2 separate regions of the Homo sapiens genome follow, and region 1 is linked to region 2. Evidence: chromatin loops called from intact Hi-C (ENCODE). Cell type or tissue: heart right ventricle. All regions are shown on one strand.

Region 1 (5,000 bases), 300 kb before region 2:
AGGAAGGAGAGGAGAAGTGGCAAGACAAGAAAGTACTTACCGAGCTGGTCCACTCTCTGGGCTAAAGGGACACACACAGGTACAGACTCCTGATTTATAACAAGATTCCAATGAAATTTAGTGGGAAAAGATGTTATTTTCTTTTTTTTTTTTTTTAATTTAAGAGATTGGGCTCGGCCGGGCGCAGTGGCCAGGTGCAGTGGCTCACGCCTGTAATCCCAGCACTTTGGGAGGCCAAAGCAGGCAGATCACTTGAGATCAGGAGTTCAAGACCAGCCTGGCCAACATGGTGAAACCCCCGTCTCTACTAAAAATACAAAAATTAGCTGGGTGTGGTGGCATGCACCTATACTGCCAGCTACTTGGGAGGCTGAGACATGAGAATCACTTTAAGCCAGGAGGCAGGGGTTGCAGTGAGCTGAGATCATGCCGCTGCACTCCATCCTGGGTGACAGAACAAGACTGTCTCACAAAAAAAAAAAAAAACAGATAAATTTAAGAAATGGGTTTCTACTTTGTTGCCCAAGCTGGCTCTAAAGTCCTGGGCTCACATCCTCCTACATCAGCCTCTGAAGTGGCTGGGGCACACACAATACCATGCCTGGCTTAGGTGTTATTTTCAATAATGGTGCTAGGTTAACTGGCTACCCATATAGAAAAGAAATGGACCTTGACTCCTGCATCCCTCCATACATCAACATTAATTTGAAATGGATCATAAAAGTAAATGTGAAAGTGGGAGACTATTTTCATGACTTTGAGGTAAGCAACGACTTCTTAAATAGGGAGCACAAATTACCAAATATAAAATAGAATATTGATGTTGGACCTGATTAAAATTAAAAACTTCTTTGCATCAAAAGACATCATTTGAGTGAAAGGCAAGACACAGATGGGAATAAAATATTTGTATTTACATATCTGATGAAAGACTCCTGTCCAGAATATATAATGAACTCCATATCAGTAAGCAAGACAAACCAATAAAAACTGGGCTAAGACTTGAACTGGTACCTCACAATAAATAAACACATGAAAAGGTTCGAAGTGTCAGGGAAATGTAAGTGAAAAAACCAATGAGGTGCTGTTCCCAGAATGGCTAAAACTAAAAGGAAAACCAAATGGAGGCAAAGATATGGAGCATGTGTTCCTGATTTAAATTGGTACAGCCACGTTGGAAAACTTAATGGTGCCAAAGTGAAATATACATATACTCTATGACCTAAAAATTCCACTCCTTTGTATATTCCTAATGAAAATGAATGCTTATATTCACCAAAAGACATGCACAAGGATGTTCATTGCAGCTTTATTCATAACACAAACGGAAACAACTCGAAAATTCATGCATTAATATATTGTGGCATAGTCATATAATGGAATACCACACAATATTGAAAAAGAATGAACTACTGCTATCCACAACTATGTAGATGACTGTCACAGGCATAAGGTAAAGTGAAAGAACCTGGACATAGAAGAACATCTACTATATGTTTTCATTTATAGGACATTCAACAATAGGCAAAACTAATTTATGGTGGATGATAGAGATCAAAACAGCAATTACTTTTGACTGGAAGGGGGCAGGAAGGAGTCTTCTTGGATGCGGAGAATGTTCCATATCTGTAGCAGAGTGGTAGTTACATGGGTATGGTTACTTGAAAAAAAAAATCCATCAGACTGTACATCTAAGACTTTATGTAATTCTACCTCAAAGAAAACATTAGTGCCAGCTCATTTTTCATCTTCAGTTGCTTTGTCATTTTTTTCCTTGAACTCTTGTATCTCTGCTTTGAGTGCTTGTTATATAGAGATTATTTTTACTTTAGTTCCTAGAGTTTATGGAGATTTATGGTAGTCTCACAGTTTTACTTTTCTCAATTTCAGTTACCAGGGTCCAAAAATAGGTGCAATGCAGAGAGAGAAATCATATTCACATAACTTTCATTATATTACTTTATTTAATTTGTCCTATTTTATTAGTAGTTATTGTCATTAATTTCTTACTGTGCCTAATTTTTCATGATGATAATTATTTTTTGAGATGGGGTCTTATTCTGTCACCTAAGCTGGAGTGCAGAGGCTCCATGATGGCTTACTGCAGCCTCAACCTCCTGGGCTTAAGTGATTCTCCCATCTCAGCCTCCCAAGCAGCTTGGACTACACGCATGCACCACAATGCTGACTAATATTACTTTTTGTAGAGGCAAAGTTTTGCTATGTTTCCCAGGCTACTCTGGAACTCCTGAGCTTGAGTGATCCTCCTGCCTTAACCTCCCAAAGTGCTGGGATTACAGGTGTGAGCCACTGAGCCCAGCCTTACTGTGCCTAATTTAGAAATTAAACTTTATCAAATAGACATGCACATATAGGGGGCCAGGCACGGTGGCTCACACCTGTAATCCCAGCACTTTGGGAGGCTGAGGCGAGTGAATCACTTGAGCCCAGGTGTTTAAGACCAGCCTGACCAACACGGTGAAACCCCCTCTCTACTAAAAGTACAAATATTAGCCGGGCATGGTGGTGCATGCCTGTAGTCCCAGCTACTTGGGAGGATGAGGCAGGAGAATGGCTTGAACCCAGGAAGTGGAGGTTACAGTGAGCAGAGTTCACGCCACTGCACTCCAGCCTGGGCAACAAAGTGAGACTCTGCCTCAGGAAAAAAAAAAAAAAAAGCACATATAGGAAAAAAACATAGTATATAGGGTTTGGTACTAAATGTGGTTTTGGGCATCCACTGGGGGTCTTGGAACGTATCCTCTGTGGATAAGGGCAGGGGACTACTGTATTTGGTCATGATTTTCACCAGTTTTGAGGCAAGATGTTTCTGTATTCTTTACCTGCCAGTTGTTTCCCTATTGATTTCCTCCTTTCTCCTTCTTGTATTTTCCTAAAGATTTGTGTGCTGTTTCTCTTTTAGTTACTTCTCACCTTTGAATGAGGGCACTTTTCCTGCAGGGTTGACACACACTATTTCCAATGGGCAACATCCAAATTGTCTTCTCTCCAGGGGGCGCCATTGACGTGGAATACAACATGAATAGCGTCTCCTAGAGCCCCTGCCTCCTAGACAGCCTCTTTGCTATGGGAGGCACCAGAGCAGAGTGGCAAACCCCTACCTGAGTCCCCATGATCCCAGCAGGGATTCATATGTGTGCTTGTGTGAGCTGGTTTACCCTTTGCTCTTCTACAGAGAGAGGCTAGCATCTGCAGGGCTGCTTATGACTGATAGCTGTCCCTCCACGCTGTGTCATCACGGTGCCAAGAGTCTTTCCTCACCCTGGTGCCCCTGCCCCTTTGTGGTCTCAAATGGGGTCCAAGGGAGCCTCAATAACTGGCCTGCACAAAAGCTTGTTCTAAGCCAGATATTTTGGTTTTGCATCCCAGAGTATCCACTTGTGTTGGACAGTTTGAGTCCTGCCAGCTGTGCCTGCAATATGCAATCTCTAGCTATTGGTTTGGATCTCCTTCTTACCTTAATTGGATTATCACCATAGAAGACAGCCTTCCTTCACATATATTAAAGTTCCAGGTAAAAGCAGCTTAGTCATTTCATCAAGATAAAGTTTCTTCTTGTTGCTTTCAGGTGATTTAAAATATTTTGTTCTCACACACAATGCTGCAACTGTACATAACTCAGCTTCTATATATGCAAGTGTATCTGCAGAACAAATGCCTATAATTAGAATACTGGTTAAAAAGGTAAGTGCCTTTATAATTTAAATAAATACTACCAACATACCCTTCCAGACATTTTACCAATTTATATTCCCATTGGTAACCATGCCCATTTCCCCAGACCCTTGCCTCAGATAACAGAGATATAAGTGCACTTAACAGTATAAAGGAAAACCCTAAGACTGATACTATAATTAATTACGTTGGGTCAGATTCTTGGTTTCAACAATAAAGTTTATACTAACTAGCTTAGGCAGAAAGGGATTTATTAAGTAGCTCATATAAGCATTGGAAGGGCTGGAAGAACAGGCTCTCAGCTGAGCTTCCAGTAACAACTCTCAGAACCATAGTGTGGAACCGGCCTGGTGAGATGGCTGCTGCCATGGCCATATCCAGGACGATATTCCCTCTAAGCGAGCTGCTCCTCCAACTGCAGAAACACGTCCCCCTGCTGCACAGAACACTCTTCACTCAGAGAGCTGCGTGGCTCCCTCCCTGGGCCAATTTCCAGTAGGTATTCCTGCCCGAGTCTCAGCTCAGGCCCCACAGTTGGCTAGTCTCTTCTGCCTGAAGTCGATTCAGTTGGGTTTTTCAGACATTGCTGAGTCCAGCTTTGTGGGAGGCTCTGTGCCATACAGCTGGCCTGACCATTGCCCATGGGAAGCCAGCTCAAGGGGGAAAGCCTGAAGGCTTTGAGCACTTATCCCAAAGGTGAAGATGTAGCTCATCAAGGCACCTGGTATAAACAGCCTGATCTTCATGATTTTACCCTCACCGGGTCTTCCGAACCTCCCTCCTGTTTAAATGCCCCAAAGTCACTCACCTGTGAGGCAGTGACATGTGCCAGGCCGTATGCCAAATGCCAGACAGACAAAGATGAAACAGGGAAAGAGGAAAAAAAATCTCACTACCTCTCACCAGAGCAGGTGAAATGAAGCACATTGCCAAAGGTCAGATATTGGTTTAGAGCCAGAGAAAAAATAAGATGAAAAAAGCCAGTAAAATTTCTCCTATCTGGTTGGGAGAGTTGAGTGTGTGTGGCAGGGAAACCCTGGATCATGGAGGGAAATGTGATTGGAATCTGTGATCAGAGAGCAGGGTGCTGGGAGGCCCTGGGGGCTGTAGGAAATGAGTTCTGGGATATTGAGTTGAGCTCTTCAATACGGTACCCACTACCTATGTGCAGCTATTGGGCACTTGAAATGTAGCTGGTGCCGTATGTTGAAATGACAATATTTTAAATATATTAGGTTAAATAAAACACATTAATAAAATGCATTATTAACATTGATTTTATTTATTCTTTTTATACCTTTTTA
Region 2 (5,000 bases):
AACATGGTGAAACTCCATCTCTACTAAAAAAAAATACAAAACTAGGCTAACATGGTGAAACCCCATCTCTACTAAAACTACAAAAAAAAAAAAAACAAATCAGCCGGGCGGCTACTCAGGAGGCTGAGGCAGGAGAATGGCCTGAACCCGGGAGGCAGAGCTGGCAGTGAGCCGAGATCGCGCCACTGCACCCCAGCCTGGGCGACAGAATGAGACTCTGTCTCAAAAAAAAAAAAAAGCCAGGTGTGGTGGCGGGCGCCTGTAATCACAGCTTCTAGGGAGGCTGAGGCACGAAAATCACTTGAACCTGGGAGGTGGAGGTTGCAGTTAGCCGAGATCGCACCATTGCATTCCAGCCTGTACTACAAAGTGAGACTCTGTCCCAAAAAAAAAAAAAAAAAAAAAAAAAAACCCCAAACCGGAACAAACTAAATGTCTGTCAACAAGTAAGTGGTGTATTCATAAAATGAAACACTGCTCAGCAATGAAAAGGAAGGAACTATAATACTATTACATAGGATGAATTACTCTTGGAAACATGCTAAGTGAAAAAAGCCATATATATTCAGATTTTTTTTAAGCTCTCAAACAGGCAAAACTAATCTGTAGTAATAGAAGTCTGATCATTGTTTGCCTGAGTTAGGAAGATTGATAGCCAAGGAACATGAAGGAAATTTTAGAGGTGATAGAAATATTCTGTTTTCTTGATTTGAGTGGAAAGTCCTGGGTTTATACCTTTCTCAAAATTTGTTGAACTGTACAAAATTTGTTGAACTTAAAATGGGTGCATTTTATTGTATGTAAATTATACATCAATGAAGTTTAGTTTAGAAATATCTGAGAGTAGAATGATTTCCAGCCAATAACTATCACATTTCTTGTAGTTGTAAAGATAGAATAAAGCATTTTCAGATATAAAAGACCTCAGATTTTATCTGCTTGATATATTCACCTTTTCTAGCAAAGGTCCTGGAAGATGTCCTTAAACAGGGGAAAACCAAAAGAGACAAAACCAAAAGAGACGGAGGAAGCAAAGGATCTGAAAGGAAGCCCAGGAATGACAGCTGATCCACAAGATTAGGGAACAACCAGTGCATATTGAACCGGGGGCCTGGCGAATCCTCTAGAAAGGAGGCCTCCAGAGAAGAAATGAATTGATCTCCTTGAGTTTATAGAAAATATTATTGATAGATTTATGTCAGAATGTTGAAACATCTGATAAATTCTAGAACCGCTGACAAATGAAAACATAAGAAAATTATTAACTCCAGAAAAAAGAAAGTATGGCACAAGAGAGGAGGTTCGAACAAAGTGCACAATTTGACTTAGCAGTGAGCAATATTTGCATAATCATAATCAAAATATTAGCTTTTGATTTTATAAAAAACTATGATCTCTGTTAGGGAATTGGGAACCAGGATGGTAGTAAGAGAGGTACATGTGGAAGAACTAAGACCTCATCTATAATGAGGGGAAGTCAGTAAATCTAAAATGGAGACATCAAGAAATAGCAATATATGCATATTTAGAAATAAATAGGCAATGCCAAAGAAAACAGTTTTCAGAGTTGCAGATGGTTGCCTCTATTGAGAAGGAGGTAACTAAGTGACTGGAAGGGGTGAGGCAAGAAACTGCTTTATTTATTATGGGCCTCTTGGTTCTGACTTATAAAATTATGTGTGTGTGTTAACTTGATAAAAACTAGAGTTAATAGAAATAGTATCTGCTAGCTTTGCAAGTTGTGAAAGTGGGGTGTTTTCTGTCATAGTCTGTATTGAGGCAAACAGCTTTTTTCTCCCTTGAGGCTTCCCCTCCGGAGTACAGCTCCATAAGTGAAAGTATGTAAATAGGCCAGAATCTGTTTCACCTCGTGCTAATATGTTCGCAAAGGCCAAGAGCATAGAGGGGAAGATACCAAGGTAGATATGGGGGAGGTCAGTAGATGCAGACAACCAGTCTACAATGTGTAGATATAGACAGGAAAGAAAAAAGAATTCAGAGACCATAAGGCTAAGGAAACAAGTTGGGTGTGAAAAAGGAAAAAAGAATTAAGGATTGCAGAAGGAAAAAGAAAGAAAAAAGATGGGAACAAAAATATGATAGCGTATAAAGAGAAGAAGAAAAGAATCACTTCTAATTCTCTGCCCCACTCTTACCTCTAAATTGTCCCATCACTACTGTCTACTAGAACCAGAGTCTATTATTGATTGGCCCACATCTTAAGTTTGTGCCCGCCCAGGAAAATCAAGCACCTTTCCTTACTTTAGTCTTCAATCTTAGCTGAACTGTGTCACGTACAAATATCTTGCATAGGATAGTTTAATTATCATCCTCCTTCACCACCTGAGATACACAGTTAGAAGTAATGGCTCTATCCCCCATGACACTTATCTTTTTCTCTTATACTTTTCTTTTCCTTGCCATTTTGCACTGTATTCTGAGAGAATCTCTGAGCTCAACTTTCCAGATCAAAACTAAATCTTCAGCTATGTCCATCCTGCCCTTCAGTCCATCTATTGAGATCATTTCATCATAGCTATAATTTTAAGATTTCTAAACATTCTTTTTCTTAGGAGTCTATTACTTTTTATGGATGCAATAGACTTTTTAATCTGTATGATGATATTTATTGTAATTTGGGGTTCACTCATTTTCTATACTAACTCTTTTTTCTTCAACATTACTTTCTTCATTAAAGTTGCTTTCTTTCTCCTGTTGACTTTTCTTGAATGTTTGGTAAATTTTGACTGTCTCTCCATATATATTGAAAAAGATCTAGAATTTTAAAATACTGGTAGCTAGTGTATTTCTTTAGCTAAAGTGAGAAGCCCTTTTCCCCTGGCAGTGAATGTAGATTCTGATTATAGAAGCCCTACTTCTCAGTTGTTGTGAGGAATAGGCCTTGGAGGTGGGGAAACCCCTTGTGGCAGCCCTAGCACCCCCTTTGGGAGATTCCCTGGGCAGAACTCCCATTTTGAGTCATATGCTCACAATTGTAATCCCATGGACAGGTGCCAGAGTCAGCTGCACTCAGAGCAATGGCCTGGCAGCAGCTGTTCAGCCATCCATAATTATCCAGCAATTGCCCATGGCCTGTTCCTTTATTTGCTCAAATGACCACTGAGCCTGGAGTTGTTCTGGTGTTCTGGGAAAATTCCTCTCTTTGGAAAATCTCTTTCTCCTGTTGCAAGTGTTTTAGTTTAGTTGAAGTTTCACAATCAGTTTGTTTCCATTTGTGTTTTGTCTTTCAGAAATTCTTCGTTGTTTTAGTCTTCTGCCATGAAAATTTCTTCTGCCTTTCCTTCGGCTGTAGATTTGTGTTCCCCTTTTTTCTTTCTTGAGTTATTTCAGTGGTGTTTTTGAAGAGAAAATAAAATATAAGTGATATATCTGCCACATTGAACCACAAGTCTCCTTGGGTTCGTTTACAAATGAGAAAACAAAGGTCCAGAGAAAAGGGAGACACATAAACACACACAGACAAAAACTTCCCCAAAGTAGTATTTGTAGAATAAACCAGGATTTAAATCTCAATCCACCTGGTTTCAAAACATGTTGTGTGTATGCACACACACACACCCAAGCAGTGTGGCCAAGTGATTTAAGTAATTTTGTTAGAAATGTTCTACCAGAGCACATCCAGGTAAATACTGCTTTTTCAATGGAGATAGCTTTTATGAGGGTACTGTTGATCAGAATGTGTACAGCATGCCTGTTTGTCAGTACCTTCAAAACCTTTGCTGTGTCCTTTTGACTATCTTCAAATCCCTATTGTTTGAGGGTAGATTTCACTTTTGAAAATTTCCAGTCATGTGGAACCAAATACGTTGATCTAAAAAGAATAATGCTGTTTTTTTTAAATCAAAAACTAAAAAGTGTACCTATGAGGAAACTTATTTTCTTGAAGGACCTGTGGACTGGTTGAGATAGTTCCTGAAGAATTCCAAAAATATTTAAGCATTGACATCACTGGAATAAGTGAATGACCGTGTGAGGCAGTTGTTTTTGTGTTCTGTGAACATAAACATTCTGGGATAATTTTTTTTTAATCTTATTAATTCACAGTAAATCAAAAATATTGTATAACTATAAAAATCACTATTTTCGTATGCAACATTTTCAGTACCTAAAAAGATCCATTTTTCAGCTTGGGCAACATGGTGAAAAATGGGCAACATGGGCAAAAAATACAAAAATTAGCCAGGCATGGTGGTATGCACCTGTAGTCCCAGCTACTTGGGGAGCTGAGACAGGAGGATCACTTGAACCCAAGGAGGTGGAGGTTGCAGTGAGCCGAGATCATGCCACTACACTCCAGCCTGGGCGACAGTGAGACCCTGTCTCCAAAAAAAAAAAAAAAAAAAAATCCTTTGAAGTTACATTTCATGGTTTTTGTATATTTGTTTATTTATTTTTAGTGATTAAGATATTCACGGTTCAACATTCAAAAAAGTTTTTAAAATATATAGTGAAAAATATCTTTCCTGGCAGTATCGTTTTTTCTGTACCTTCAAAAATTACGTACATAGACTTCCCTTTTTAAAATACAAATAGTGTCATACTATACACATTAGCTGTTCTGTATCTTAGTCACTTTTTCACTTAATGTTCTATGGATGTCATTCTGTATCAGTGCATAAAGAGCATCTTTATTCTTTTTTTATAGCTGTACAACTTCTTACAGTTGTACCAGAATTTACTTAACCAGTAGCCTGATAGGCATCTTTTGCTATCACAAAGCTGTAATGAATAATCTTATGTAGAGATAATTTACCACATGTGACGGTATATCTGAGATACAAGTTCTGAATAGAATTGCTGGGTCAAAAGATAGATATTGCCAAATAGTCCTTTCCAGCAGTTGTTTCAGCTTACACCCTAACTGATAATGTTTCCATTTCTGCATATCCTTGCCAATACATTGAATTATGTACTTTCTCATTTTTGCCCATCTGATGGTTTTATTCTTTTAGGTATCTCAATGTCATTTTAATCTATAT

What was found. Peaks named below come from ENCODE experiments on the same cell type or tissue, not always from the same donor. Only the 100,000 strongest peaks of a DNase experiment are listed, where the experiment ranks them.
Region 1: a loop joins it to region 2, with 2.2 times the contacts of the local background. A loop is called at or near these places in 5 of 110 quality-filtered maps.

Annotation. Positions count from the first base shown.
Region 1 is chr2:24,418,813-24,423,812 of GRCh38, forward strand. The region is part of intron 2 of LOC105374329 (a long non-coding RNA gene); the gene reads left to right. Among named protein-coding and RNA genes, the nearest start is that of ITSN2, 61 kb to the left of the region's middle. In heart right ventricle, a CTCF peak has its summit at 3,012 (motif pointing right); a DNase peak (open chromatin) is centred at 3,029.
Region 2 is chr2:24,718,645-24,723,644 of GRCh38, forward strand. All of the region lies in intron 14 of NCOA1 (nuclear receptor coactivator 1), which reads left to right. Among named protein-coding and RNA genes, the nearest start is that of PTRHD1, 72 kb to the right of the region's middle. In heart right ventricle, no CTCF peak of the experiment used is centred here; a DNase peak (open chromatin) is centred at 3,017; H3K27ac peaks cover 1,887 bases.